2 separate regions of the Homo sapiens genome follow, and region 2 is linked to region 1. Evidence: read pairs that join two places in POLR2A ChIA-PET (ENCODE). Cell type or tissue: GM12878. All regions are shown on one strand. Links, peaks and the distances in the headings refer to the core of each region. The heading gives the core; the rest is flanking DNA.

The links. Peaks named below come from ENCODE experiments on the same cell type or tissue, not always from the same donor. Only the 100,000 strongest peaks of a DNase experiment are listed, where the experiment ranks them.
Region 2: POLR2A ChIA-PET joins it to region 1 with 9 read pairs; 3 of 35 experiments call an interaction of 5 or more read pairs at or near these places.

Annotation. Positions count from the first base shown.
Region 1 is chr10:26,787,684-26,801,272 of GRCh38, forward strand. All of the region lies in intron 2 of ABI1 (abl interactor 1), which reads right to left. LOC124900293 (small nucleolar RNA SNORA57) reads left to right here and starts at 1,334; the gene lies at 1,334-1,474. It also overlaps the pseudogene RNU6-946P. RefSeq lists a silencer at 2,916-3,005. In GM12878, for the core only: no CTCF peak of the experiment used is centred there; no DNase peak of the experiment used is centred there; H3K27ac peaks cover 282 bases.
Region 2 is chr10:26,708,485-26,725,809 of GRCh38, forward strand. PDSS1 (decaprenyl diphosphate synthase subunit 1) reads left to right here. Exons shown (of 12, transcript NM_014317.5): 5 at 1,154-1,284; 6 at 11,734-11,875; 7 at 15,322-15,433; 8 at 15,530-15,639. It also overlaps the pseudogene HSPA8P3. Among named protein-coding and RNA genes, the nearest start is that of PDSS1, 19 kb to the left of the region's middle. In GM12878, for the core only: no CTCF peak of the experiment used is centred there; no DNase peak of the experiment used is centred there.

The DNA.
Region 1 (13,589 bases), core at 1,559-5,558:
TGAATTTCCTTACTTTCATACATTTTTCTTCAACTTTACATAGCAAAAGCAGCAGTCTGACATTAAAAAACAATAAGCTTTTAGTCTTAATATATGAGAGTCAAAATCAGAGTAACCCCAGTTGAGAAGAACTAGATGGCCCAGGAGAGTACCCTATAGCAATCCTTAGACCCACTGGTTAAAAAAAAAAAAAAAGCGTGCAATCTTGAAATTAGAAAATTATGTTTGAATACTAACTCTTTTGCTTATTGGATATAACATTTTATGCAAGTTTTAATTAACTAAAATTTCATTTTGCTTATGATAAGGTTTGGCTCTGTGTCCCCACCCAAATCTCATCTTGAATTGTACTCCCATAATTCTCACGTGTTGTGGGAGGGACATAGTGGGAGATAATTTTAATCACGGGGTCGGTTTCCCTCATACTGTTCTCGTGGTAGTGAATAAGTCTCACGAGATCTGATGGTTTAATCAGGGGTTTCCACTTTTGCATCCTTCTCATTTTCTCTTGCTGCCGTCGTGTAAGAAGGGCATTTTGCCTCCCGGCATGATTCTTAGGCCTCCCCAGCCATGTGGAACTATAAGCCCAACTGAACCTCTTTTTCTTCCCAGTTTCAGGTATGTCTTTATCAGCAATGTGAAAACGGACTAACACAGCTTATATAAAATGGGAATAGCATATTAGAAACTCTAACATTGCTTGATACAAAAAAGTACTAAAAAATAATAAATCTGAATCTTATTTATCAAACTACCCAATCTACAACTCTGCAATTAAGATAAAGCATTTCTAAAATATTAATATGAAAACATGAATGTAACACATTATGTATTTGAAATATGATGAATGTGATTTAGGTTCAAATCTCCAGTTTTGCCACTGGCAATACAATTTTTAAGAACTCCTCAAAGCCAGTCTAATAAACATTAAGATACCAGCAGTTTGAGGCCGGGTGCAGTGGCTCACGCCTGTAATCCCAGCACTTTGGGACGCCGAGGTGGGCGGATCACGAGGTCAGGAGATCGAGACTATCCTGGCTAACACAGTGAAACCCCGTCTCTACTAAAAATACAAAAAATTAGCTGGGCGTGGTTGGCGGACGCCTGTAGTCCCAGCTACTCGGGAGGCTGAGGCAGGAGAATGGCATGAACCTGGGAGGCAGAGCTTGCAGTGAGCCAAGATCACGCCACTGCACTCCAGCCTGGGCAACAGAGCGAGACTCCGTCTCAAAAAAAAAAAAAAAAAAAAAAAAGATACCAGCAGTTTGAAAACTCAACTGATTCCAACGTAAACAAATGCTAAAATTCATTTGAGAAAAAAAAAAAAGTGGATCCTCATTTTCTTGGCAGGAACTTGTAGTCCCACTCCCTGTTATGTACAGAGGCAAAGGGAAGAGCTCTGGCCCCCTTGGCATGTCTTTGGAGCCATGCAGCTTCCCGTCTGCCAGTTCTATCCTCAAGCACCAGGACACCAGGGAAAAGGAAAAAGAAAAAAGAAAGTGGATCTTAGAGGTAGGGGTATCAAAAGTACTAACTAGAGAAAAGATAAAAACCCAAAGACAAGTTGTCAATAAATGAAGACCATGCTTGATGCATCAGCACCTGAAGGAGAAGAGACAAAATCAAAATAGAATATACATGGAACAAATTTGGAAGTAACCAAAAAAATGAACATGTACAGGGGGAATCACCTTTTAAAGCATGAATACATACACACATTTGAATTACATATGTTTTATATAATTCAAAGCTCACAAAATTCAAGACGTATAACAAATGATGGTGTTTCCGTTTCCTGACTAAACATCAAATGACAATAAAAGAAACTGTTTAATCCCCTTTTCAGTTTTGAAATTACGCAGTGGTTCACAAAATTTTTAATGTGAAGGAAATCTTCACATTTTAAAAGGGATTTTCTGTATTTTATTAATATTTTATGTTTTTTTTAACTTTTAAGTTCAGGGGTACATATGTAAGATGTGTTAGTTTGTTGCATAAGTAAACATGTGTCATGGGTGTTTGTTGTACAGATTATTTCATCCCCCAGGTATTAAGCCTAGTATCCATTAGGTTTTTCCTGGTCCTCTCCCTCTTCCCACCTTTCACCCTCCAGTAGGCCCCAGTGTGCACTGTTCCCCTCTATGTGTCCATATGTTCTCATCATTTAGCTCCTACATATAAGTGAGAACATGCAGTATTTGGTTTTCTGTTCCTGCATTACTTTGCTAAGGATAATGGCCTCCAGCTCCATCCATGTCCCTGCAAAAGACATGATCTCATTCTTTTTTGATGGCTGCATAGTATTCCATGGTGTATACGTACCACACATTTTCTTTATCCAGTCTATCACTGATGGGACATTTAGATTGATTCCGTCTTTGCTATTGTGAATAGTGCTACAGTGAACATACATGTGCATGTGTCTTTATAACAGAATAATTTATATTCCTTTGGGTATACACCCAGTAATGGGATTGCTGGGTCAAATGGTATTTCTGTCTCTAGGTCTTTGAGGATTCACCACACTGTCTTCCACAATGGTTGAACTAATTTACATTCCCACCAGCAGTGTAAAAGCATTCCTTTTTCTCCACAACCTCGCCAGCATCTGTTATTTTTTTGAATTTTTAATAATAGCCATTCTGACTGGTATGAGATGGTAGCTCATTGTGGTTTTTATTTGCATTTCTTTAATGGTCAGTGATGTTGAATTTTTTTTCAAATGATTGTTGGCCGCACATGTATGTCTTCTGAGAAGTGTCTGTTCTCTGTTCAAGTCCTTTGCCCACTTTTTAATGGGGTTGTTTTTTTTTCTTTTAAGTTCCTTATAGAAGCTGGATATTAGACCTTTGTCAGAAAAATGTGGAACACTTCATGAATTTGCATGTCATCCTTGCACAGGGGCCATGCTAATCCTCTCTGTATTGTTCCAATTTTAGTGTACGTGCTGCAGAAGTGACCACTTATGTTGTATTTTTATCACATAAAATGAAACTGTACTGCAATGGGCTGGTAAAAATGACATAGTTCTAGTTAGTCCAATAAAAGCAAACAAGGCCTCTGAATTTGGGTAATGCAAGAGGCATAATACAGAGCTAATACTGGCTGTGCTCAGTGACTCACACCTATAATCCCAGCCCTTTGGGAGGCCAAGGAGGATGGATCATTTGAGTCCAGGAATTCGAGACTAGCCTAGGCAACATGGTGAAACCCCATCTCTACAAAAAATGCAAAAAAATTTGCTGGGCATGGTGGCACACACTTGCAGTCCCAGCTACTCAGGAGTCTGAGGTGGGAGGATCACCTGAGCCCAAGAGGTCAAGGCTGCAGTGAGCCACAATCACACCACTGCACTACAGCCCAGGTAAGAGTAAGATTCCGTCTCAAAAAAAAAAAAAAAAAAAAAAACAGAGCGAATATAATACAAGTGGAAAACTCTTTTGGCAGACTCATTATGACAAGCAAAAATCATATCAAGAGTTGTGAGAGAGACTAAAGGCAATATGGAACATAACATAATCAAGAGAAATATTCAAAGTAAAAATTACTAGAACACCCTGAATAAAACCCTAAAAGCTCTCTCCCCTATCCAATTATATTTTACTTCAAGTTATAAATAAGAAATAAGGAAACAGTGAGATAGGAGTTTGAAAGAAAAACCTGGAAAAAAACTTAAATGGTCTTCAAAGCCAGATACAACACACCCCCATCTACTCACAACCACACATACACCCGATTGTCCCCCTTCTATCCCATGTTACCTTGATGCCAAGTCTTTCCAAACTGATCTACAGCTTCAATGCATTCCAATAAAAATGCCAACAGAGATTTTAAAGGTTCTAAATTTATATGGGAGGGCAAAGGGGAAAGAATGGCTAAGACATGGTCTAAAAGAAAAACTAGAAGGGAGGAGGGTAACTTGCCTATTGAGATACGAAGCCATAGTAAAGAAGATAGTAGGGTTCTTACAGGGTTAAATAAATGGACCAATACAACAGAAGAGAGAATTCAGAAAAAAAATCATGCTTATAAGGAAACTTGGTATCTTACAGTGATAGCACAGTAAGAAGAATGTTTTATTTGAGTAGAGCAACTATTTTGCCATATAGAAAAAAACACTGAAAATGGATCCCTACCTCAAACCATAGGAAAAAACTAATTCCAGATCCTTTACATTTAAATGCAAATAAATGGCATATTTATACTTGAAATATTATACACTATATAATGAGAATGAACAAACTACTAATGAATGAACTATGTATATGTAATACGGATAAATCTTAGAAATTATAATGCTGAATAAAAAAAGCAAGCCATGCTAGACTACATACAGGATGAATCCATTGTTATAAGCCCAAACACAAGCAAAATTAAACAATAATTGTTTAGTGATACACATACATGCGATTTAAAAAAATGTTTAGTGCAAGGGAATGATAAACATCCCTTTTGTGGTTGGTGAGAAGTATACAGAGAAAAGAAACAGAATTGGTCATTTTCTAGTTTTTAGTTTTAACGATGGATTCAGAGATGTCTGATTTATTATATATGCATAACATATATTACATTTATTCTTTTGAATAAGTGTAATTTTTGTCTTTAATTACACACAAATAGCATACAGAAAAGAATGATTAATATTCCTGAAGCAACATCAAAAGACTCCATGAAAGAAACCTCATTTTTGCCAGCCATAACTGGCAGGTGAAAGAGAAAAAAGGAGAGTGGGGAAAAAGGTCAAAATCCAAGCACAGGGGACAGCATAAGCCAGGGAAAAGAGGCATGAAAACACAACACCTTCTCCGAGATGAGAGAAAAGCTAAAATAGTATGAATAAAAGTAAGTTGAACTCTACTCTAATTAAGAGTTGAAGAAAAGATTATGGAAATTAGGAGACCAAATTTGAAAACTTCTTTTTAAATGGTCAAGCAAGGCTTTTATAAAAATAAGTAGATTGGGAATTGAATAAATAAAATTAATTGTGTGGTAAACAAATGTTCTAAAGGAAACATTAAAATATTCTAAAAGCAATTATATTTAGAGAGGAAAACATTTTCTAAAATGTAGAAATAAAATGACAAACTCCATAAGCAGACAAGATTTTAAAATTATCTTTTAAGATATGATTATTTTAAACTGCTGTATAGAAATAGGTTTTCATTTTGTTCTTTTTCCTCTCCCTTGTCACTCTGGAGGAAATAAAAATAACACATATGCTTCTTTTAAAGATCTTCCAGAAAAATCCTTCTTAATCATCAAAAGACAGAAAGCCAGGCAGGAAAGAAGTATGACATAGCAACACTACTTAACGTTCCATGGATTTTCTACAATATCATCTCAGAAGGCCTACTATCATCCTCACAACTGCCACTGCTACTACAGGAAGGGCATTATAGGTTTTAAGCAAAGAACCTTGTACATAAGTAAAAACACAATAAATGTTTGCTAAAAAATAACTACAGAATGAAAATCAAAATATTTTTGCCCTGAATAGAGAAAGGAGAGGGGTATAAAAAGGGCAGAAGAAGAGAGTCCTGAGACAAGCTGCACAGAGGAAGCCTTCAGCCAAGAAAGAGACAATCTTTGTCTGTTATTGCTTATTTGGACCAGACTCTGGAAATGGCCTTATGCCCAAAATTCTGTGTTACAGATCTTTGTTCAATAAGCTTGAAACAAGGTCCCAATCAACTTCGAAGTTAACTTGATTCAGAATGACCCATATACACACCATAAAATAGATCTATTTAGAAAAGATGAGCTGCAAAATCAGACTCTGGTGGAAAAACAAAAACCACTTGGATCAGAATTATTCTGAAATATTTTGGCCTGGGAAAAACTGAATCTGTCACTAACATTCTGGCCCACGTCTAATTTTTTAGTACTTCCCATGACATTTTTCTGTCTCCTCCTCGCCTGCTTAATTATATAAGACAAACTACTAAATACTCTATGTGGTAATTACATACCCACCTCAAAAAGGAAACTTTTTTGCCTAATTTAGTGATAATCATTTTTTATCCAAACTAGAATCTAAGCTAAATATGAGCTTTTAATAGAACATTAGATCACAGTTGATCTTCTAAGCACCAGGTCATGAATTTGAACTTAATTCTTCAACCTACTACTTCTTACCTAACAACTAACATTTGTTTTAATATTTCATGAGTGTCTCTCCCTTCTTAAAAAGATGATATATTTAAAATTCTCCAGCCTGGGCAACATAGTGAGACCCTGTGTCTACAAAAAATAAATTGTTTTTAATTAGCCAGGCAAGGGCCGGGTGCAGTGGTTCACGCCTATAATCCCACCACTTTGGGAGGCCAAGGTGGGTGGATCACTTGAGGTCAGGAGTTCAAGACCAGCCTGGCCAACATGGTGAAACGCCATCTCTACCAAAAAATATAAAAATTAGCCGGGCATGACATGTGCGCCTGTAGTCCCAGCTACTCGAGAGGCTAAGGCAGGAGAATCCCTTGAACCCAGGATGCAGAGGTTGCATTGAGCCAAGATCGTGCCACTGTACTCCAGCCTGAGCAACCCTGTCTCCAAAATAAATAAAAATAAAAATAATAAAAATAAATACATTAGCCAGGCATGGTGGCTCACGCCTGTAGTTCCAGCTACACAGGAGGCAGGAGAATTGCTTAAGGAGGTTGAAGCTGCAGTAAACAGTGATCATGCCACTACATTCCAAACTGGGTGACAAAACAAGACCATGTCTCAATAAATAAAAAATAAGTAAAATAAAATTCTCTACATATGTCAGGAAGTACAGTCTAATGACTAAGAGTTGAGTTCAGGAACCAAACTGTGTGGATTTAATAGGTGGTTGTACCATTTACTAACTGTGTGCACATGGGTAAGTTACTTAACCATCCTATGCCCTCAGTTTCCTTACCATACATACGAGATGTAAAAACAAGCAAAAAAACAGTTATCAACTTCACACAGTTACTGTAAGGATTAAATGAAGCAATATATAGAATGGATTTTCAACAGTGTCTGGCATGTAGAAAAATCAATATATGTTAGCTTTTTATTATTATTATTGTTTCCCAGTTCTTATTCAAGTTTTTAACTGAGTTTACCTGATGATATGAAACTAGAAAAAGCTTATAGCCAATAATAAATACAACTCATCTTAGCAATCTTAGACATTAGAAGTTGTTACTTAGGGCCAGGAGTGGTGGCTCATGCCTGTAATCCCAGCACTTTGGGAGGCTGAGTTGGGCGGATTGCTTGAGGCCAGGAGTTTGAGACCAGCCTGGCCAACATGGCGAAATCCTGCCTCCACTAAAAATACAAAACTTAGCCAGGCATGGTGGCGCACGCCTGTAATCCCAGCTACTCGGGAGGCTGAGGTACAAGAATTGCTTGAACCAAGGAGGCGGAGATTGCAGTGAGCCAAGATCGCACCACTGCACTCCAGCCTGGGCGACAGAGCGAGACTGTCTCAAAAAAAAAAAAAAACCAAAAACACCATACCAAGTTACATAACTGTGAAATTTCAAAGCACCACAGTAGAGATTAAATATGCCAAAAGTTTCCAGAGAGAAAAAGATAAGAATATACAAAGGATCTGCAATCAGTGACACATAAGACATCTCAATGACAATATTGGAAGGGAGAAGAAATGAACTATTTCCTTTAAAATATGTTGACTTCTAAAATAAAAAAATTTATTTAACACAGTACTAGAAGTACTAGCAAGAGCCATCAAACAAGAAAAAGAAATAAACAGGCATTTAAATCAGAAAGGAAGTAGTAAAATTATCTCTATTTGCAAATGACATGTTCCTAAATACAGAAAACCCCAAAGATCCCACAGAAAAGATAAAAACACTGCTAGAACTAATGAATTCAGTAAAGTTAAAGAATACAAAATCAACATACAAAAATCAGTAACATTTCTACACACAATAACCCAGATGAAAAGGAAATTAAGAAAACAATTCCATTTATGATAGCATCCAAAAAAAAATACTTAGGAGTAAATTTAACCGAGAAGGTTAAAGATTTGTACACTGAAAACTATAATACACTGATGAAAGAAACTGAAGACACAAATAAATGGACAGATATCCCATGTTCATAGATAGGAATAATTAATATTGTTAAAACAGCCATACTACCCAAAGCAATATACAGATTTAACCCAATCCCTATCAAAATTCTAATGGCATCCTCCACTGAAATAGAAAAAACAATCCTAAAATCCATACAGAGCCACAAAAATCCTAAATAACCAAGGCAATACGGAGAAACTCCAGCCTGGTGACAGAGTGAGACCCAGTCTCAAAAAATAAAATAAAAGAGCTCAAAAGCTTCGTAGGTCTAAGCTGCAATGAGCCATGATTGTGTCACTGCACTCCAGCCTGGGTGACGGAGTGAGACCCAGTCTCAAAAAATAAAATAAAAGAGCTCAAATACACAGAAATAGAGAATGAAACAGTGGTTACCATGGTTATTTTGGGGGGAAAGGAGAGGGAGCTGTGGGTCAAAAGATACAAAATAGCAGATATTCAGAATAAGTTTAGAGATCCATGTACAACACGAGGACTACAGTTAATAAAACTGTATTGTACAGTCATGTGTCACATAACATTTTGGTCAACAATGGACCACATATATATCACACCACATAATAACAATAGTTCCATAAGATTATAATACTGTATTTTTATTGTACCTTTTCTATGTTTAGACATGCTTGGATACACAAATACCACTGTGTTCCAATTGCCTACAGGACTGAGGACAGTAACATGCTGTACAGGTTTGTAGCCTAGGAGCAACAGGCTGTACCATAGGGCCTAGGTATACAGTAGGCTGTACTATCTAGGTTTGCGTAAGTACACTCTATGATGTTCACACAACAAAATGGCCTAGGAATACATTTCTCAGAACATTTCCTTGTCATTAAGCAAGCATGACTGTATTAAGGATTTTCATTAAATAAGTAGATTTTAGGTGCTCATCACTTAACAAAAGTAACTATGTGAAATGACAGATGTGTTTATCTGCTTCACTATAGTAACTAATTTACTGTCTATATGTATTCCATAACACAGCAGTCCCCTTTTTGGCACCAGGGACCGGTTTTGTGGAAGACAATTTTCCACGCACTGGGGAGACAGGCGAATGGTTTTGGGATTAAACTGTTCTACCTCAGATCATCAGGCATTAGATTCTCATAAGGAGCATGCAACTTAGGTCCCTTGGACATAAGGTTCACAATAGGGTTTGCGCTCCTGTGAGAATCTAATGCCACAGCTAATCTGACAGGAGGCAGTAATGTTCGCTGGCCCTCTGCTCACCTCCTGCTATGCAGCCCGGTTCCTGACAAGCCACGGACTAGTACAGGCCAGTAGCTCAGGGGTTGGGGACCCCTGCCATAACGTCATGTTGTAAACCTCAAATATACACAGTAAAATTTATTTTTTAAGTCTAAAGGAAAGTAATTTTTAGTCTAAAACTAAGGACAGTATAGCATAGTGATAACAAGTAGATTCTAAAACCAGACTGCCTGGTTCAAATGATGCCATTTAATAGATGTATTATCCTGAACAAGTTGCCTAAGCTCTTTGTGTATCAATTTCTTCATCTGTAAAATGAGGTTGTTATAAGAATGAATTAATTCATAGGTGTTCATTTATGTAAAAAGCCTGGTATACAATATGCACTCTATAAGTGCTCTAGAAAGCACGACTAGGGATAGGAAGGGATTGCACTGAATTCCGCTTGTCATTGTAATCCCTTAGGTAGTATGTGACTGGTTTTTAATCACATTCACATATTATCACAGGGAGGAAGGGAGGGAGTTGTAAAATGAAGTCCAAAGATAACAGCTTGGTACAGAAGAGTATCTATATGCCTTTAGCTCAAATGAGATAAGCAGAAACACAGAAAATGTAAAAATGAGGGAGAATCTCAGCAGACAGTCAAGAAGGAAGGCAAGGCATGGTAGGAAAAACCTGATCTGGCTGAATAGTGGGGTCAGAGCTGTAAACCAAGACATGCTGTTCAGATTAAAGAAAAAAAGCATGGCTTGTCGATATCAGAGTAGAACGGAATGTTCATATGAAGAAACTGAGTTTTAATCACAATTAACTGACTTTTCAAAGATGAGATTCACTGAGGGGTTTTGATTGACATTAAAAGCATTTTAAATTAAAGGATAATAGGAAAACAAAGTAACAGACTTTATGTCTTGTTAAAGTCATTATTACCTTACTAATATAAGCAATGCCAACTAGAGCAATATGGCACATTAGATAACCTGAAATCTCTCCCACTAGAAACTACCTAAAAATGCTTGATTTAAAGATGCTATGAAAGCATCTTTTTAAAATTCACAGTCCAAAACTAAAGAGAGTAAAGAAAATCCAGGGAGACTAGGAAAAAGAGAGGACAAAAATTCAGAGCAGAAAACATGAACAAGGCTGCAGCTACTCTGTAGTAGCTTTTTGGCCTCTAGCAAAGGAGCTTGTACTTTTATGCCACATGGGGACAAAATTAAAATACCCTTTGGGCTTGCTGAAGGTGGGAAGTTAGAACTGATATAGCAAAAGGGACTTTGCAGATGTGATTAAGAATCTTGAGACGGGGTGCTATCCAGTATTGGGGGGGGTGAATCAAATGAAATCACGAGGGTCCTTACAAGCCAAAGAGGGAGGCCAGAGGGTCAGTACTGATCAGTGATGCCATACGAAAAAGACTCAACTGGCCATTGGTGACTTAAAGATGGATGAAGGGGTCATGCGCCAAAAGTGCAGGTGGCCTCTAGAAGCTGAAAAAAGGCAAGGGAACAGATGCTCCCCTAGTGCTTCTAGAAGGAACACAGCCCTATCCACATATTAATTTTAGCTCAGTGAAACCCATTTCAAACTTCTGACCTCCAGAACTGTAAGATAATAAAGATATGTTATAAGCCACTAAATTTGCGGTGATTTGTTACAGCAACTATAGGAAACTAAGGCGCACACACTGAGGTGGGGTTGGGGAATGTTCTAGAAAGTATACACATTTCCATGAAGTTTTCAGGTTCAAAAAGTATAAATAGTCCTGGACTGACGGCATCCTAGAACACTTAGCAGAACAGGGAATATACCTTCAGCTTAGCTTATCAATGGTATATCCCTTAAGTGGCACAGAGATCTCAACACATGAGATCTTAAAATAAGCTTACAACACAAATTTACAAAACACATAAGGAAAAAAATTCACCACAAGCAGGAGTCAGCATGTACACATGTAACAAATCTCCGAAGGAAGTTAATCCAAAAGAAAGAAAGGAGAAAAAAGAGACAGAACAGATGACATAAGTAGAAAACACAAAATGATGTTGTTTCATTTGAATTCAAATATATCATTAACTACATTAAATGTAAATTCAATAGTACTCCTATTAAAATAAGTATCACTGTATTTTTGTGAATCCAGTTATATGATTTCTTAGAAGAGGCAATTTTTTTAGCTTTTTTCCAGTTCCATCTCCCAAAGCTCTGTCATCCAGACAAATCTTTAAAAACAGAAAAAAACTGCAAGAATAAAAAAGATATATTCTGCATATTAATATATAGTATATTAATATAATATCGAGAACTATAATCAGAAAAGATTCTTAGAGGCAGAGTGTCCTGTATTCCATAATTATGCTGCATTTTCTCAAAAATATTTTAAAATACATTTAAATACTCAATGAAGGCTTTATAATTTACACTGTGCTCTTCAAAAAGAACAAACCAAAAGCAATAAAGAAGCTGCTTGCCAAGCTTCGGGGGAGGGGGGAAATTAGAAAAAATGAGCACGTGCAACTGCACATAAAACTGCAGGTGGCTAGAAAGGAAACCAACTGAAGGGGAAAAAATCTAAAAATAGGCTTAGAACAGTGATTCTGACTGCCTTCGTTTGGATTTTCAAATCATTTCAGAGCTAAAACTGAGAGATGAAATGTGTACAATTTGTTTTAACCAAGAAGGCTATTTTAGAAATAAGTTCTGCCATAATTAAATATACTTATTTATGCGTTAGAAGTTCAAGTACCATTTGCAATTCAAAACCCAAAGAATTTTTCAATTAGAAATGATCTTAATGACAAATTATAGCAAAATCAATTATTCCCAATTAATTGAAAAAAATTCCTCTGACAGTACATTTTGCTGCTCTCTTTCAAAATATTTTTAGGGACATCACATCTTGATGGGCATGCCAAGTTCTCTACAGGCTTCCTCTAGATTTCCATATTATCACAGATTCTAAAGACACAAAACTAAAAACACTTGGAAAACAATTTTACAATATAAACCACAAAAACGTAAAAAAAAAAAAAAAAAAAAATTAAGACAGTGGGAGCAGCTTTTAAATAGGAAACTACTGCCTTCAAAAAGTCATCCTTAATATATCACCTGAATCGGGCCGGGCGCAGTGGCTCAAGCCTGTAATCCCAACACTTTGGGAGGCCAACCTAGGTGTATCACCTGAGGTCAGGAGTTCAAGACCAGCCTGGCCAACATGGTGAAACCCCGTCTCTACTAAAAATACAAAAAATTAGCCGGGCATGGTGGCGTGTGCCTACAGTCACAGCTACTCAAGAGGCTGAGGCAGGAGAATCGCTTGAACCCTGGAGGCAGAGGTTGCAGTGGGCCAAGATCGCGCCACTGCACTCCAGCCTGGGGGAAAGAGTGAGACTGTGTCTCAAAAACAAAAACAAAACTCCTGAATCTAATCACAAGGAAGCATTACACATACCCATACGGAGACACATTCTACAAAACAACTGGCTATAAATTTTCCAAAGTATCAAGGTCAGCCGCGCACGGTGGCTCACACCTATAATTCCAGTACTTTGGTAGGCCAAGGTGGGAGGATGGTTGAACCCTCCAGTTTGAGACCAGCCTGGGAAACATAGTGAGAACTCATCTCTATAAAATAAAACAAAAAAATAAGGCAGGAGGATCATTTGAGCCCAGGAGGTGGAGGATGCAACGAGCCATGACAGGACCATTACACTGCTGCCTGGGTGACAGACCAGGACCTTGCCTCAAAAAGAAAAAATCAAGGGGCCAGGCACAGTGGCTGACGCCTGTCATCCCAGCACTTTGGGAGGTCGGGAGTTCGAGACCAGCCTTACCAACATGGAGAAACCCCATCTCTACTAAAAATACAAAATTAGCCAGACATGGTGGCACACGCCTGCAATCCCAGCTACTGGGGAGGCTGAGGCGGGAGAATCACTTGAACCCAGGAGGCAGAGGCTGCGGTGAGCCGAGATTGTGCCATTGCACTCCAGCCTGGGCAACAAGAGCAAAACTCCATCTCAAAAAACAAAGGATCAAGGTCAGATGAGGTCAAGAGAAGACTGAGGAACTGTGCCAGACTGAGGAAGATGAAGGAGACATGACATTTAATGTTTCTGAACTGGATCCTTTCCTATGAAACTACTGGAACAACTGGCATACTTGAATGGAATTTGTTGATTAGATGGTAGCAATGTATCAGTGGTAATCACCCGACTTTGATGAGCGTAATACGGTGATGCAGTAAAATGTATTTGTTTCTAGAAAATACACACCATCGTGGCCGGG
Region 2 (17,325 bases), core at 6,851-10,850, 74 kb before region 1:
ACAGCATTGTTCACGCTACCACTGTATTCGTCATTGATTGTTTCATATTTGCAAAATGTTTCTCTCCCCAGTTCAGTTGTAGGCTCCTTGTAATCCGGCAGCCCATGCCTTATATGGGCTCTATGCGCTTACGTGGGCCTCTATGAACCCTCAAAATGTCTTTTGCCAAATAAAGGCCAAGCCAGATGGACTGAGCCCTGTTTCTTCTCCTTGGCTGTGGCCTTACTATCTTCCTGCCCCTCGTAAACAGCTTTGCCCCTGGGAGTTTGAGGCTGCAGTGAGTTATGATCGTGCCACTGCCCTGAGGCCTGGGTGACAGAGCAAGACCTTGTCTCTAAAAAAATTAAAATAAAAAATTTAAAAAAACAACTTTGCCACCCTACCCATCACACCCCACCCGCCTGACCTGCTTCACAGGCTCCCGACGGCCACTGGCTTCCACCTTCCCCATCTTTCTCTTCCCGCCTCCATCTTTCAAGCTGCGAACCAGCCCCTGTTCCTTTCGCTGTCCGGCTGTCAATGAGCCCAGAGTCCCTTAGCCACCTAGTGCTTTCTTCCACCTCCTGCTGTCTCTTGGGGTCTTCTGGTGTCTGATTCTGTCAGCGGGGCAGGTGGCAGTACCTGTTCTAGCATTCAGGCCACTTGGGGCTGATCCACGCATTGTTTATGTTCTAGCCTGCAGGACAGCCAGGTGGATGGCCCTGCAGCGTGGGAGCCTTGCCCACGGAGTGTTGAATTTCTCAATTGAAATGAATACACTTAAATTAAACCAAAGTTTTGTAGAAGAAATCCTGGCCAGGCACGGTGGCTCACGCCTGTAATCCCAACACTTTGGGAGGCCGAGGCGGGTGGATCACCTGATGTCAGGAGTTTAAGACCAGCCTGGCCAACGTGGTGAAATCCCGTCTCTACTAAAAATACAAAAAATTAGCCAGGCATTGTGGCGGGTGCTTGTAATCCCAGCTGCTTGCGGGGCTGAGGCAGGAGAATCGCATGAACCCGGGAGGCGGAGGTTACAATGAGCTGAGATCGTTCCATTGCACTCCAGTCTGGGCAACAAGAGCGAAACTCCGTCTCAAAAAAAAAAAGAAATCCTGTTGGCTTTCTGTGCAGTTTTTTGATGCCATTGTGACACAGAGAAACTTTATTTCAGGAACTGCTTATATCAACATCAGAACTTAAGGAAATGTCTGAGTACTACTTTGATGGGAAAGGGAAAGCCTTTCGACCAATTATTGTGGCGCTAATGGCCCGAGCATGCAATATTCATCATAACAACTCCCGGTGAGCTCTTTTTTTCATTCCTTTCTTGTTTTTATATTTGGGAAGTCTTTCTTCCCGGGGTTACTTACTGTTTCATTTCCCATTTAAGAATTAGCATATACCGGCTGGGCATGGTGGCTCATGCCTATAATCCCAGCATTCTGGGAGCCTGAGGCGGGTGGATCGTGAGATCAGGAGTTTGAGACCAGCCTGGCCAACATGGTGAGACCCCGTCTCTACTAAAAATACAAAAAAAATTAGCCGGGCGTGGTGGCAGGTGCCTGTAATCCCAGCTACTTGGGAGGCTGAGGCAGGAGAATCGTTTGAATCTGGGAGGCGGAGGTTGCAGTGAGCTGAGATCACGCCATTGCACTCCAGCCTGGGCGACAGAGCGAGACTCTTGTCTTAAAAAAAAAAAAGTAGCATGTACCTAAAAATTCACTTTGTGATGTTTAGATTCTGACTTTAAGTCACTAAAGTCACTCAGGAATCTAGTCTGGCATCTTTTTTTTTTTTGAGACGGAGTCTTGCTCTGTCGCCCAGGCTGGAGTGCAGTGGTGTGATCTCGGCTCACTGGAAGCTCTGCCTCCTGGGTTCACACCATTCTCCTGCCTCAGCCTCCCAAGTAGCTGGGACTACAGGCGCCTGCCACTGTGCCCCGCTAATTTTTTGTATTTTTAGTAGAGACAGGGTTTCACCGTGTTAGCCAGGATGTGGTCTCAAGGTATGAGCCACCATGCCCGGCTAATTTTTTTTTTTTTTTTGTATTTTTAGTAGAGATGGGGTTTCACCATGTTGGCCAGGCTGGTCTCAAACTCCTGAACTCATGTGATCCACCCACCTTGGCCTCCCAAAGTGCTGGGATTACAGGCGTGAGCCACTGTGCCCAGCCCATAAAGCTCTTTTTTGATCTGGGTTCTTTAATAAAATGAGCTTGGGTTTTGCTGAGCTCTGTTGCAAGTTAGGTTCTCCAGGAGGCAGACTCTGAGATGAAGTTTAAAGGACAGGATGTTTATTCGGGATTATCCCCTGGGATTACTGACACCTGAGGGAGGGGGAGAGGATACAGGACTGGGTAGCAGGAGAAGCTGAGCTGGAATCAACAGCCTGAAACACCCTCTAGGGTGTGCAGGTAGAATGGCCCTTCATCTATCAGTCCCTGGATGTGGGCTGCCTCCCGAAGGGGCACAGCCTAAGGTGAGAGGACTCTTTGTAGCCAAGGCAATCCTTGAAGAGGCTAAGAAATGAAGGCCAACAGGTACCAACCATACCTGATACAGCAGCTGGGGCAGAGTCATGCACTGACGGGGGATCTGGGGGCATGTCTCAGAATCCACCACAACTCTGTTTTCTGGACGTGTCAAGTCTGAGTTATCTGTTGCATGGACTCAGTCTCAAAAAAAAAAAGTTTTTAAAATAAATTAATGAAATGTCTTCACAATTACATCATATAATCTATTGATGGAAATTCCAGTAGACCATGATGTACTAATACATCTCCCTAGTGTTGAACATTTGTATTATATTTCCCCTTCTCAGTAGATATTTAAGGAATGCCTAAGATTTGTCAGCACTGAATTTAATGACGCTGTAAGAATGAGTGTCAGATATTGCTTCTTAGTGGCTCCTCTCCTCTGCCCACAGCTTTCTCTGCCCTGCTGCTGGCCCTGCCTTGTCCAGTACATATTGCCATGCCCAGGTCTGGCTGCCACTTTAGCTGGGCTTTTCAAAGAGCTCTCAGTATATTTGTAGCAAGCAGTGAAATCTCTGGCATTGACCTTTAACCATTGTCAGGACCACTTTCACTTTACCGGAAGGCAGAGCAGCAAAAACGCTCCCTCTGAGCCAAACTTGAAATAACATCTCCTGCAGTCCAGAGCAGAGTTCCGCAGCCTCGGGACTGTTGAAATTTTGGGCCACATTGTTCTTTGTTGGGGGTCACTGGGGGCTGCCATGTGCATTACAGGATGTTTAGCAGCATCGCTGACTCTACCTACTAGATGCCCCCGAGTTGGTAACAATCAAAAATGCCTCCAGATACTGCCAAGTGTCCCATGGTCCCACGCAGCGCAGATTCGCCCCTGGTTGAGAATCACTGGTCTAGAGAATGTGTTTATATTTTTAATTTCTCTCTTAATATGTAATACAGTTCATTGCTCTCAGAAATAAACATGGGAAGGAAATTTTTTTTTTTACTGCTTTAAGTACTATCACCCACTGTCCCCATAATTGGAAGTTTTTCTTTTTCTTTTTCTTTTTTTTTTTTTTTTTTGAGATGGAGTCTCGCTCTGTTGCCCAGGCTGGAGTGCAATGGCACAATCCCAGCTCACTGCAACTTCCACCTCCTGGGTTCAAGCAATTCTCCTGCCTCAGCCTCCCAAGTAGCTGGGATTACAGATGCACGCTACCACGCCCAGCCAATTTTGTGTTTTTAGTAGAGATAGGATTTCGCCATGTTGGCCAGGCTGGTCTCGAACACCTGGCCTCAGGTGATTCACCGGCCTTGGCCTCCCAAAGTGCTGGGATTACAGGTGTGAGCCACCGCGCCCAGCCAATTTGAAGTTTTTTCAGCCTGCCTTATGGAAACTGTATAAATTGTTAGTTGCAGAAAACATAGGAGAATATAACAAAAGCCATTGCTAGTTTAAATAGTAAGTTCACTACTGCCCTCTCCAGGGAATGTCAGAGCTGCAGCCTTATTCTCCCTATAAGTGATTGGAGCAGGGCTTAGGAAAGTCACAGTGCAGAGACAGCGTCCGGCATGGGGACAAGTCACGGTTGTGGCGTGGGTTTGGGTGGTACAGTACCCTAGCAATTCTGCTCTCCAAGCCCCAACTTCCTGACAATACTTGCTTTCTGTGGACTCTTCTGGATCGGGCACTTAAAGGACTAAATATGTAGGTATTATTTCCATGCCACTTAAGAAGAAGGGATGAGGCTTCTGGAGAGCTGGGCCATTTGTGATTTTGCTTTTGCTGAGAAAGGCTTAGGACAGTAGGGGGAAATGGCAGCTAAAGATTCAGGAGCAGCACCATCCATGTTCAGTGCCAAGAGAGCCCCTCCAGCCTCAGTGGCCCCAGATCAGTGAACCTGACATTGAACCTGACAGGCTTGCTTGTTGGTGATGTCATAATGGAGGGATACTGTTTTAAACCTTTGACAATCAAAGTTTAATGGCTCTTAGGAGGCTTATCAGATGCTGTGTTTTTTTGTTTTTTTGTTTTTTTTTTTGCTTCTGAGGTATGTATTAAATTGGGGATTTTTGCTGGGCACAGTGGCTCACGCCTGTAATCCCAGCACTTTGGGAGGCTGAGGCAGGCGGGTCACGAGGTCAGGAGATCAAGACCATCCTGGCTAACACGGTGAAACCCTGTCTCTACTAAAAATACAAAAAATTAGCTGGGCATGGTGGCACGCACCTGTCGTCCCAGCTATTCCGGAGGCTGGGGCAAGAGAATCGCTTGAACCCGGGAGGCAGAGGTTGCAGTGAGCCGAGATCACGCCATTGCATTCCATCCTGGGAACAGAGCAAGACTCCGTCTCAAAAAAACCAAACAAAACAAAAAACATGGGGGATTTTTAAAACAAAACTTTGGAGGGGATTTTAATAAACGATAGAAGGTATATCTTAAGAAACAGAGCACGAGGGAGAAACTACTACTTACTGATTTTTATATTTTCCTTTATTAAGCTTTTCAGTTGTCCATTAAATGTTCCCTACTAGATTACGGGGAGTTCTTAACTTGAGGTTCACGGGAGTTGTGGGATGTCTGTAAACAACTTGACATTGTATGCAAAATTTTGTGTATATTTGGATTTTTTGGGGAAGGATTTCTATGGCTTACAGTTTATTCTCAAAGGGAAGTAGGGCCCTGAAAAGCTCAGGACCCCGTGTTTGTTTTCTCTCTGAATCTTGCTAACCATGGTGTCTGGGTAGAGAAAGTAGGAATCCACACAACAGTAGACTCAGACTTGACATGTCCAGAACACAGAGTTGTGGTGGATCCTGAGACTTGCCCCCAGATCCCCCGTCAGTGCACGACTCTGCCCCAGCTGCTGTACCAGGTATGGTTGGTACCTGTTGGCCTTCATTTCTTAGCCTCTTCAAGGATTGCCTTGGTTACAAAGAGTCCTCTCACCTTAGGCTGTGCCCCTTCGGGAGGCAGCCCACATCCAGGGACTGATAGATGAAGGGCCATTCTACCTGCACACCCTAGAGGGTGTTTCAGGCTGTTGATTCCAGCTCAGCTTCTCCTGCTACCCAGTCCTGTATCCTCTCCCCCTCCCTCAGGTGTCAGTAATCCCAAGGGATAATCCCGAATAAACATCCTGTCCTTTAAACTTCATCTCAGAGTCTGCCTCCTGCAGAACCTAACTTGCAACAGAGCTCAGCAAAACCCAAGCTCATTTTATTAAAGAACCCAGATCAAAAAAGAGCTTTATGGGCTGGGCACAGTGGCTCACGCCTGTAATCCCAGCACTTTGGGAGGCCAAGGTGGGTGGATCACATGAGTTCAGGAGTTTGAGGCTAGCCTGGCCAACATGGTGAAACCCCATCTCTACAAAAAATATAAAAATTAGCCAGTCGTGGTGACACACACCTATAAATCCCAGCTACTCAGGAGGCTGGGGCAGGAGAATCGCTTGAACCCAGGAGGTGGAGGCTGCAGTGAGCAGAGATTGCGCCACTGCACTCCAGCCTAGGGGAGACTCTGTCTCAAAAAAAAAAAAAAAAGAAAAGAAAAAGAGCTTTATGATAGATTTCTATAAAATTGCTTCACTCACTGAATGCAGCACAGTTATAGTGTCTGCATGTTTCTCAGACAAGCCAAACCTACCTAGCCTGCTCAGCTGCCTCATTGAAGACACTGTTATCACTGGCACCTGGATCTTGGCACCATCCATTCCTGTGTGAAACTCTTTTAGTTCTAAGAAGTGAATATCATTGCCAGCAATCAGGATAACAGACTACCCAAATTGTGCTGTACAGAGATCTGTTGATATCAATTTTGCAAATAGCCAATGGCATTGGATTACATTAGTCCAGTTTTCAAAGCTGAACTAGATGTTTAGGGGGTCAAATTATTAGACACAGTTTTCACAGTAGATAACAGGTTGAGAGTCCAGGTGTGATAACAATCCTGTATTCAGAGGAGGTAACTTTTATAGCACTATAAAAAACTAAGGAAATTACCAAAGCCTATCCCTGAAAAGACTGTAACAAAACAGCCATTTAGCACTGACTGGCTCCAGTGATTCCAAAGGTCAGGCCACTAACAACTGTAGAGCCATTCCTGGTTTCTGTGTGTTCTGTGTCACTGAGCCAGCCACTGCTGCTGCTGTTTATGGGATAGGCAAGAAGGTTGCTACCAAAGGAAATGGTTTTGTCTTTCACCTAGGAGATGGTTCTGTGGATATGTCCATAGTCACTGTTAAAACGGATCTTTGAAGTACATTCTACAGTAAGGGACACCCATTAAGCTGGAGATTTTGATGAGCAGATGGTCATCATTTCATGCATGAGTGCAAGGTCAAGCATAAGAACCTCAGTGAGAGCAAGAGGGCTGCAGGGCTTGTGACCGTGGTGTGTGCACCTTGTTCAGCACCCTCCATGCCAGGATGAGGCTGATTCTGTCTGCAAAGGAATCAACTCCTATACTTTTTTTTTTTTTTTTGTCTTGCTCTGTCACCCAGGCTGGAGTGCAGTGGCACAATCTCAGCTCATTTCAACCTCTGCCTCCCAGGTTCAAGCGATTCTTCTGCCTCAGCCTCCCAAGTAGCTGGGATTACAGGCACACACCATCACGCCCAGCTAATGTTTGTATTTTTAGTAGAGACGGGGTTTCATCATGTTGGCCAGGCTAGTCTTAAACTCCTGACCTCAAGTGATCCGCCTGTCTCCCCCTCCCAAAGTGCTGAGATTAAAGGCATGAGCCACCGCGCCTGGGCACTCCTACACTTTCCTTACCCATCCCCAATTTGAAAGAACTGAATGCTGGTTAGTCCATAGTACCCTGGACCCTATAGAGAAAGCTCTGCACAGAGCAACCTGGATAAGTTGTAGATCCAGGTATCATCATAGGGGTCTCTCTCCACATATCCCAAGATTCAGAAGCTCTTGTAATTTCTTCTTCAGTGGCAAGCAAATAAGCAATAGTGTGAACCCTGCATCATTTATGATGCAACTTTGCAGACATCCATTATATCCACAGCTAAATCTGAAAATATTCAGGGGTTGCTGCTTTTAGATACCAATTATTTTCTCTTGACATTAAAATGCTAACAAATCTATGACTGTTAGGATCAAGTTAAAAAAATTCCCACTGAAGAGAGACAGACTTTATTCTGAGCCTTACGTGTTTCTTTAGGTTTAGAAGGTGAATGAGCAGTGGCTGGGGAGGATGGCCTAGAAGTTGGAGCTCACAGGCTTCCTCCCTGCACTCTGCCATTCCTTAGATTGGAGGCGCCCTTGATACAGATCCCTCCCTACACACTGGGGGTTTACTTGCAATTTAAGACTTCACATTTTATATTAGTATGAACAGGGAAAATATATTTTGTAAAACCACATGTAAACCTCGTAAAGGATTCACTGGTAGGGTCATTATATTATTCTATCTATTTTTAGGTATGTTTGAAACTCTTCATTATTAAAAAAATTTTTTTGGCCGGGTGCGGTGGCTCACGTAATCTCAGCACTCTGGGAGGCCAAGGCAGGTGGATCATGTGAGGTCATGAGTTTGAGACCAGCCTTGCCAACATGGCAAAACCCCATCTCTACTAAAAATACAAAAATTATCTGGGCGTGGTGGCACACGCCTGTAGTCTCAGCTACCTGGGAGGCTCAGGCAGAAGAATCACTAAAACAAGGAGGCGAAGGTTGCAGTGAGTCAAGATTGCGCCCCTGCACTCTAGCCTGGGTGAAAGAGCAAGACTCCATCTCAAAAAAAAAAAAGATAATTTTTTAAATCTAATGAAGGAGGAAAGAAAAGTCCTGACAGGCATGCTGAATCATAGCATACTCTTGCAGGTGTGAAGTACAGAGGACGTAGCCAACTCTCAAGACCAAGGGCTTCATTTTCCATGCTACCTTGCCTGTCACCTCTCCCAGATCCTGGGAAAATGTGATCCACTATTTCACAGTAGGAAATAGAAATGGTGCCCAGTTTTTTGAAGGCTTGATTCAGTTTGGCATTTTGGAGATGTCATCTTAAGGACAGTGTGAGGTTTTTCTGTAATCTGTGCATTTTGGTCATCTGTCCCACCCTCATGTTATGGATAAGCAGTGGCAGCATTTCCCAGATGTAAGCTGACACACACTAAAGCTGAACTGGATAAAAAATACATCAGGTAAAACTATGGAACATCTGAAATATGATGTATATTCTACGTAGAAGCTGTGTTACAGTACCAAATAACATTTCAGTTTCATCCTGATTTCATCAGTCAACAATTTAGCCATGCAAAATGACATTTTTTATTCTATTTATTTATTTATTCGGAGACAGAGTCTCGCTCTACCCCCCAGGCTGGAGTACAGTGGTGCAAGTCTCAGCTCACTGCAACCTCCACCTCCCAGGTTCAAGTGATTCTCCTGCCTCAGCCTCCCAAGTAGCTGGGATTACAGGCACCCACTACCATGCCTGGCTAGTTTTTGTATTTTTAGTGGAGACGTGGTTTCGTCATGTTGGCCAGGCTGGTCTCGAACTCCTGACCTCAGGTGATCCTCCCGCCTCGGCGTCCCAAAGCGCTGGGATTATGGGCATGAGCCACTGCGCCAGGCGCAAAATGACATTTTTAGATGGATATATAGTCTATGAAATTTCAAAATATTTTAAGAAATCTTTGTTGTAATAATAGCTTCAGATTACCAAAACAACTCTAGTATCTTGGTGAGTGCTGCCAATTTCATTGCAACTTCTCAGCAGGAGCCCCGTCTGCTGATGTAATTTATCATAATGGAAGTGGTGCCCAACTTCTGAATGCATGAGAAAGGCTAGACCTTACCTGTTGTTTTAAGGTAAGGTCTACTGCTAACTAGTAGGAGGTGTCTAATTTATTAGACTGAAATTCACTTGCAAAAATATTCTAAAAGCCTTATATTAAAAAAAAACTGTAAAAGTTTATATCTTTTCCTGTGCATTCAACTCAAAGAAGATAGGGCCTAGTAAATTTACCTGAAAAATATTTAAGTATTCTAATATAAAAACTGAATCTCACTGAGGGATTCAGGTGGCTTAAAACTCACCTGAACCCTGAACCTCTATTTTCTCATTTACTGAAGTTTATTGGGGTTTTTGGTTTTTTTGTGTTTTTTTGAAATGAAGTCTCTGTCACCCAGGCTGGAGTGCAGTGGCATAATCTCGGCTCACTGCAACCTCCACTTCCCGGCTCAAGTGATTCTCCTGCATCAGCCTCTCAAGTAGCTGGGATTACAGATGCACACCACCATGCCCGACTAATCTTTGTATTTTAAGTAGAGTTGGAGTTTCACCCTGTTGTCCAGGCTGGTCTCGAACTCCTGACCTCAAGTGATCCGCCCGCCTCAGCCTTCCAGAGTGCTGGGATTACAGGCAGGAACCTGTAACTGTGCCTAGACTACAGAAGTGGTTTTTATATGCTAATTTGTCCCTACCCTCCACTGCTTTTGTTTTAATACTCCCCCCTTAGAAGAATTTGTTGTGATCTAGACATATTAAGAAGTTGTAACTGAAATATTAATAAAGAATGAGGCCAGGCGTGGTGGCTCACACCTGTAATCCCAGCACTTTGGGAAGCTGAGGTGGGTGGATCACCTGAAGTCAGGAATTCAAGACCAGCCTGGTCAACATGGTGAAACCCCATCTCTACTAAAAATACAAACATTAGCTGGATGTGGTGGTGTGCACATGTAATCCAAGCTACTTGGGAGGCTAAGGCAGGAGAATGGCTTGAACCCGGGAGGCAGAGGTTGTAGTGAGCCGAGATCACACCATTGCACTCCAGCCTGGGCAATAAGAGTGAAATTCCATCTCAAAAAAAAAAAAAAAAAAGGAATGAGTAGCACTGTAGACATGATTTCCAGGCTGAGAGCAGTTGAAAGGGTCTAGGGTTTAGTTCTAAGGCTGCTGGTAAGAGGAGCCAGCGTGACATCATATTTTAAAATTATATGTAAAGCAAGATCAAAAGCTTTCCTCATGCTGATTTAGTGTCGATAGTTAAATTACAGCACCTTTTATGTAGTTATACTTCATTTTTCATTGCTTTCTGCCGGGTCTGAGGAATTGGAATGAGCATTACCTTGTGCAGATGTTCAGATTCGATTTTTAAAGAAAAAGTCATATTTCAGAATCCCTCTCCCTTTTTTCCCCTCTAAGATACAACCTGATGGTATTTGAAAATAAGCATTTGGAATAAGTGCAACATTTGGTTAGTGTGTGTTTAAATGAGGATATGTTTTAGGTTCCAAATGGTTATTTCGCCAGTTTGATTTTCTTGAAATTTAGTTTTTAAAAATTGCCATAGATGATGGTGGTAATAATGATTAAAATGAAATGGGGGACATTCCCTCTGAACTGTAAAATTTATATCTGTGTCCTGTCTTCTTGAGCCTACTTATCCTATAGTTTGTGTTAAACTTGGGAAATAAAAGTTTAAATTTCTAATGAGAAGGTTAAATGTGAGTTGGAAGAAAGTTTTACAAACATCTTCTGTTGGTTACTGAGGTTGTCATACTAAACGTTTAATTTAAGACATTACTACGCGGGGTGCGGTGGCTTACGCCTGTAATCCACACTTTGGGAGGCCAAGGCAGGCGGATCACTTGAGGTCAGGAGTTCGAGACCAACCTAGCCAACATGGTGAAACCCCATCTCTACTAAAAATATAAAATTTAGCTGGGTGTGGTGGTGTATGCCTGTAGTCCCAGCTACTCATGGAGGCTGAAGTGGGAGAATCACTTGAACCTGGGAGGCGAAGGTTGTGAGCCAATATTGCACCACTGCACTCCAGCCTGGGTGACAGAGCGAGACCCTGTCTCAAAAACAAAAAAGACAGTATTAAAAGCCTTGAACATTGAGACAGTTGAGTCTTTAAAATACTTTTAAAAAATGCTTCTCACCTATCTTCCCTATCCACCCCAAAATTTAATTGTAAACTTATAAACTTAAACACCTGACCAAGAACACTGTTATAAAGATGATTCTTCAGCCCAATAAGATCAGCCAGACTTCTGATCGTTTACTGTTTTTTTGGCTAATGGTACAATTTCTACTTCTTCAATGGGGAATTCATAAAATGTAGTTGTGGCAGGGTTTCTCATACATTTGTAAATGTATAGAAATGGCTGTGTGGTGAAGCCAGAGTTTTTATACCGTTTCTCTTAGAGAAATAACATTCTTTATCCTAGATCCGATGTCCAGTTTTCACAAGCTGATTGCTGAGAAGGTTCTAGGCGGCGTCTGTTAAAAAGCATTGCTTTCTGTTAATTAGACATGTGCAAGCCAGCCAGCGCGCCATAGCCTTAATTGCAGAAATGATCCACACTGCTAGTCTGGTTCACGATGACGTTATTGACGATGCAAGTTCTCGAAGAGGAAAACACACAGTTAATAAGATCTGGGGTGAAAAGAAGGTATGGTTTTTTGGTTTTTTTAAAATCTCTCTTACTGAATCACACACTTTTCGGACCGCATTTGTTTCTCAGATTTGTCTCATTAAAAATATGCTTGCTCAAATGTAATGTGGTCTTCTGAATTTCAAAAAAGTATTCATGTCTTGTCCAAATACAGATATTTGATAAATAAATAATAAAAAATACCATGGAAAAATAAACTTAGTATTTCTAATAGAATTCCTTTGGTTATAAGGAAAGGGATTTTCATGGGTGTCCAAAAAATGTATTTCATGAGGAATCATACGTTTTACTTTTGGGCTTAGATTACCCAGATTCAGTTTAATTTTTTAAACATTTGTATAATTGAGTGCTGCATATAAATGCCAAAGCAAACAAATAAAACTAATAAAAGAAAAAAGAAACCTCAGAGAGATACTGTTCTGCCATGAAAATTCTGTCTTTTGAAATAGAAGTTCTGTAATTGGGTTTGGTTCATATATGTATATATTAAAGCATATTTCTATATTATTAGCATTGGGAATATGGGAAACAGGGACTTGGTTTGAGGATGCATAGATCCTGGGTTGAAGGATGAGAATAAAGTTGAACAGATGAGAATGAAAATGCACAGGCATCCATCGCCATCACCACACACGTGCTCTACAAACAAAAAGTTTGTGCAGGCCAGGCGCAGTGGCTCATGCCTGTAATCCCAGCACTTTGGGAGGCTGAGGTGGGTGGATCACCTGAGGTCAGGAGTTCGAGACCAGCCTGGCCAACAAGGCAAAACCCTGTCACCACTAAAAAAACACAAAAATTAGCCAGCGTACACCTGTAATCTCAGCTACTCAGGAGGCTTAGGCAGGAGAATCGCTTGAACCTGGGAGAGGGAGGTTGCAGTGAGCCAATATCACACTACTGCACTCCAGCCTGGGCAACAGAGTGAGACTCCATTTCAAAAAAAAAAAAAAAAGTTTGTGCAAACAACTACCCCACCCTCACCTCCTTTTCTCTCATAGATTTATAGTATTCCTGGTTCATTCCTATTTAATTCTCCTTATTAAAAGAAGAGATATATGTATACACACACACACACACACACACACACATACATATATATATGTTTATTGTTATCTTCACATGCTGGTTTTATTTGAACATAAATGACTGTTTTGAAATCGAGTCTTGCAATTTCATTTATATGCCTTTTATTTCAAATTTTAGATTAAAAGGTTTTACGTCCTGTTGACTAAATTCTGTACATCAGAATGTTGGCCAAAAAGCAGATGGCGTTTAGATTTGGAGAGGATGTGGGTAACTCTATGACCCATCCCTGCCGTCAGCTGTATCTGTTTTCAGGCATAGCCAGTCCTAAAGCCTTATGTGGAGCCTTGGGCGGGGGAAGAGGATCAAGAGAACAAATGATGGTCTCCGCCTTGGCTAGCCCCTGTGTGTCTGCCTCTGCCACTGGGGACCTCTTTCTGAGGGCAGGTCAAGGACACATGTGCCGCCTTCACCTGCCTCTTTCAGTTCTGACAGCCATCTGCTTAGCACAGGGCTACTTGCCAGTTCCTACCTGTTTCTGCCTCTGACCCACAACTGCTATGTTACCGGTACAAAACCCCCCACACACAGTGCCCCCTCGGTGAGCCCTTGTTAGGCCTGGCCTGGGCTTCCTAGCACTTCTTTCCTTTAACTCCCACCCCTGGCCGTCACAGTCCTGTGGCTTCCATGTCATATGCTGGACCTTTGGTCTCTAGGATCTCCCCGGCCAGGTGAAGAAGGAACTAAAGGCCAAAGGATCCCGAGCCTTGAGCTGCTAATGATGTAGGGGCTGGGTCGGGGAATGTAAGTGGGTACCTATATATCATAATTTGTAAAATGACTTTATAGGCATATACTTACATCAGGATGTCTTACATAATATGTATATTATATAAAGTGGTGATTAATTGGTAAACACAATGAACATCACTGTTTAGATACTGAAGAACCTAAGACAATAAGTACCTAAATAGTTATGTTAAAAATTCTGTGAACTCTAGCCTTTATGACTAATTACTACAGAATGTAACACTTACGGCTGGGTGTGGTGGCTCACGCCTGTAATCCTAGCACTTTGGGAGGCCGAGGCAGTTGGATCACTTGGGGCCAGGAGTTCGAGACCAGCCTGGCCAACATGGTGAAACCCCATCTCTAGTAAAAATACAAAAATACCTGGGCGTGGTGGTGTACGCTTGTAGTCCCAGCTACTCATGAGGCTGAGGTGGGGGGATTGCTTGAACCCAGGAGGAAGAGTCTGCAGTGAGCCGAGGTCATGCCACTGTACTCAAGCCTGGGCAACAGAGCAAGACTCTTTCTCAAAAAAAAAAAAAAGAATGTAATATATATCTTTAAATATGCAAATTAATGTGATATATAGGGTGTATTTGGTTATAGCATATAATTCAACTATTTATGCAGTAGTTTATAACTAGTTGCTAATACAGTGTAGACATCCATCACAGTCTAAAGAAGACTGGAAATATGTTGATTGCTTAGTGTTCAATGGAAAAACTTTTTTTTTTTTTTGTCTAGGAATGAGGGGCAGTGTCACATAGTACAAAAAGCATTTCACTTGGAGCCAAAATTCTTTGGTTTAATTTTTATTGAAAATAACATGTATCGTGCCATGCTCTGGGGTGTGCTCAGTACTAGCTGAGATGATTCCTAGTCTGAGCTCCCACTCCACTCCACCCTCCCCACTGCCCTGGGAGCATAGAGACTAGAGCATCACTGACTGGTACGCAAGGTGTGATGGTCGCAGCATGCATGGGTGTTGTACACGCACAAAAGGGAGGCATCTGACCAGACTGAGGGATCGGGGGGAACTTCTTAGAGGTGGCATCTGAACCAATTATGCAAATAAGTCCACTCAGTGAAGAAGGGGGCAGAACTTTTTGAGCAGAAGGAACAGTAAGTGGAAAGGCACAAAGGAAGAATGAACATCCAGTGTAGTGAAACTGAAGGCAGCTGCATTTTGGTGGGGCTGGTGAGTGAAGCTGCTCTCCCTCTCCAGGCATTGATTTCTTCAGGTGTCAACTGGGGAGATGGACATGGTCATCTCTGAGAGCCAATACAGTTCAAGTACTGTCCCAAATCTGTAACCGATTATTAGAAACTGGGAAGAGTGACATGGTCATCTCTGAGAGCCAGTCCAGTTCAAACACTGTCCCAAATCTGTAACTGATTATTACGAACTGGGAAGTGACATGGTCATCTCTGAGAGCCAGTCCAGTTCAAACACTGTTCCAAATCTGTAACTGATTGTTACGGACTCCTGTTGAGGAAGAAGAAGGTAAAAAACCCTGCATCCAAGATGAGCCCCCACTTCCACGAAGCTCCCTTCCAGTCAGTTTCATCATTGGCTCTACTGCTCTGATGGATTTTTCAGAACGTTCTGTTTTCCCCCTGTCTTTTTCTAGGCTGTTCTTGCTGGAGATTTAATTCTTTCTGCAGCATCTATAGCTCTGGCACGAATTGGAAATACAACTGTTATATCTATTTTAACCCAAGTTATTGAAGATTTGGTGCGTGGTACGTTGATTCTGATTTTTCTTCTTTGTTATTCAACCCTGGTGTTTAGCCAGGCAATAAAGCCACCTCTCAAATGACTCCTTTCCTTCTTTATAGGTGAATTTCTTCAGCTCGGGTCAAAAGAAAATGAGAATGAAAGATTTGCACACTACCTTGAGAAGACATTCAAGAAGACCGCCAGCCTGATAGCCAACAGTTGTAAAGCAGTATGTACGTTCTGTCTTTCTTCAAGTTAAAGCCTCATAGCTCTTTTTTGGGAGCTAATTTTCCTAGAAAATATTTCGGTGAAGAATCTTAAAATAGTACCCAAAAATCCCAAGAGGTTAATGAGGAAAAGAATGACATCCCCAAACAATAGAGGACTTCTGCTGTGTTTTCATTTTTGCCATCTTCTTTTGGTATGCAGGCGTTGACTTTTCATCTTTTCTTCCCAAGAATTCAATCAAAATAAGCTTTCCCGCACCTTCCCCAATCTGATTGCCAAACTGTATCATTTTGAACAATTTATCATAATTTCTCTAATGATTGATATCACACACACTCTTTCTGACACTTCACCTTTTAGAAATGAAGTGCTCTGTTCTTTAATATAATATTTACTCAGGAAAAGATATCTGTTAGATTGTACTAGCATTCTATGAACTTTTTTTTGTTTTTTTGTTTTTTGTGTTTTTTTGAGACAGAGTCTTTTGCTGTGTGGCCCAGGCTACAAAGCAGTGGTGTGATCTTGGCTCACTACAACCTCCACCTCCCAGGTTCAGGCAATTCTCCTGCCTCAGCTTCCCTAGTAGCTGGGACCACAGGTGTGCGCCATCACACCCAGCTAATTTTTGTATTTTTCATAGGGATGGGGGTTTGCCATGTTGGCCGGGCTGGTCTCAAACTCCTGCCCTCAAGTGATCCACCCACCTTGGCCCTGCAAAGTACTGGGATTACAGGCATGAGCCATTGCACCTGGCCAATACATTGCACCTGGCCAATCCTTCTAATATTTTTACATGAAATATAAACAAGTCCTATTTCTTCAGAGTACAAATTGAGTATAAGCCATAACTGTTTTTCCCCTTGCTTTCTCCCTCCCTCCGCTGTGCATACACATGTATACATTTTTTTTTTAATGAGTAATACCTTTAATCCGTAGACAAATGTGTGGTATTCATCGTTAGTCCAAGAATGAAAAGCAGTCTCTCCATAGAATTGTTTATCTGCCCATCTCTAAGCCTGACAGATACACAGAGACAAAACCTGGACAAATGACATTCCCATGTAATTACAGCCACAAAATAAGGAAGACCTGTAAGGGTCGCATGTCAATTGCTGTCATGATAGACTCCTAACATAATTAACAGGTAAAGAGAGCTTTTGCTCAGACCTCTCAGATGAAAAAGTCTCTTGCTGTTAGTGTCTCTGTTTTGAAAAGTGTCAAGAAATGTATAATTGCAAGGCAGAAAAGAATGAGGACAATCTTTTCTTCCTAAAAAGACCTAATAGAAACTTTAAGGAATGTGAATTATGTAGAACATGCTAGCCACAGTCTCGACCACTTTTGTCTTTTTATTAAAAGGGCTATTATGTTTTTATTTCCAAGAAATTATGTGGGTTTTTTTTTTAAAGTGAGATGGAAGAAAGTATAGACACGAGATGCTAAATAAGAGAATAGCCTATTTTAAGTGGGTGCTCTAACACTTTTACAGTAATCCTTTACATATTATCATGCCCTTGATGGCCCAACTCTCCCTGAAGGTCAGGATCCATCCTCTTAACACATTAGGGTGCCTTAATATTACTTACTAATATTTATCCTTAAGAGGATGTGTTAAGTGAGGCTCATTGATAATTTCACAATTTGAGACTGCAAACTTAGAAGCATTAGCATGGTCAGGCAAGGTGGC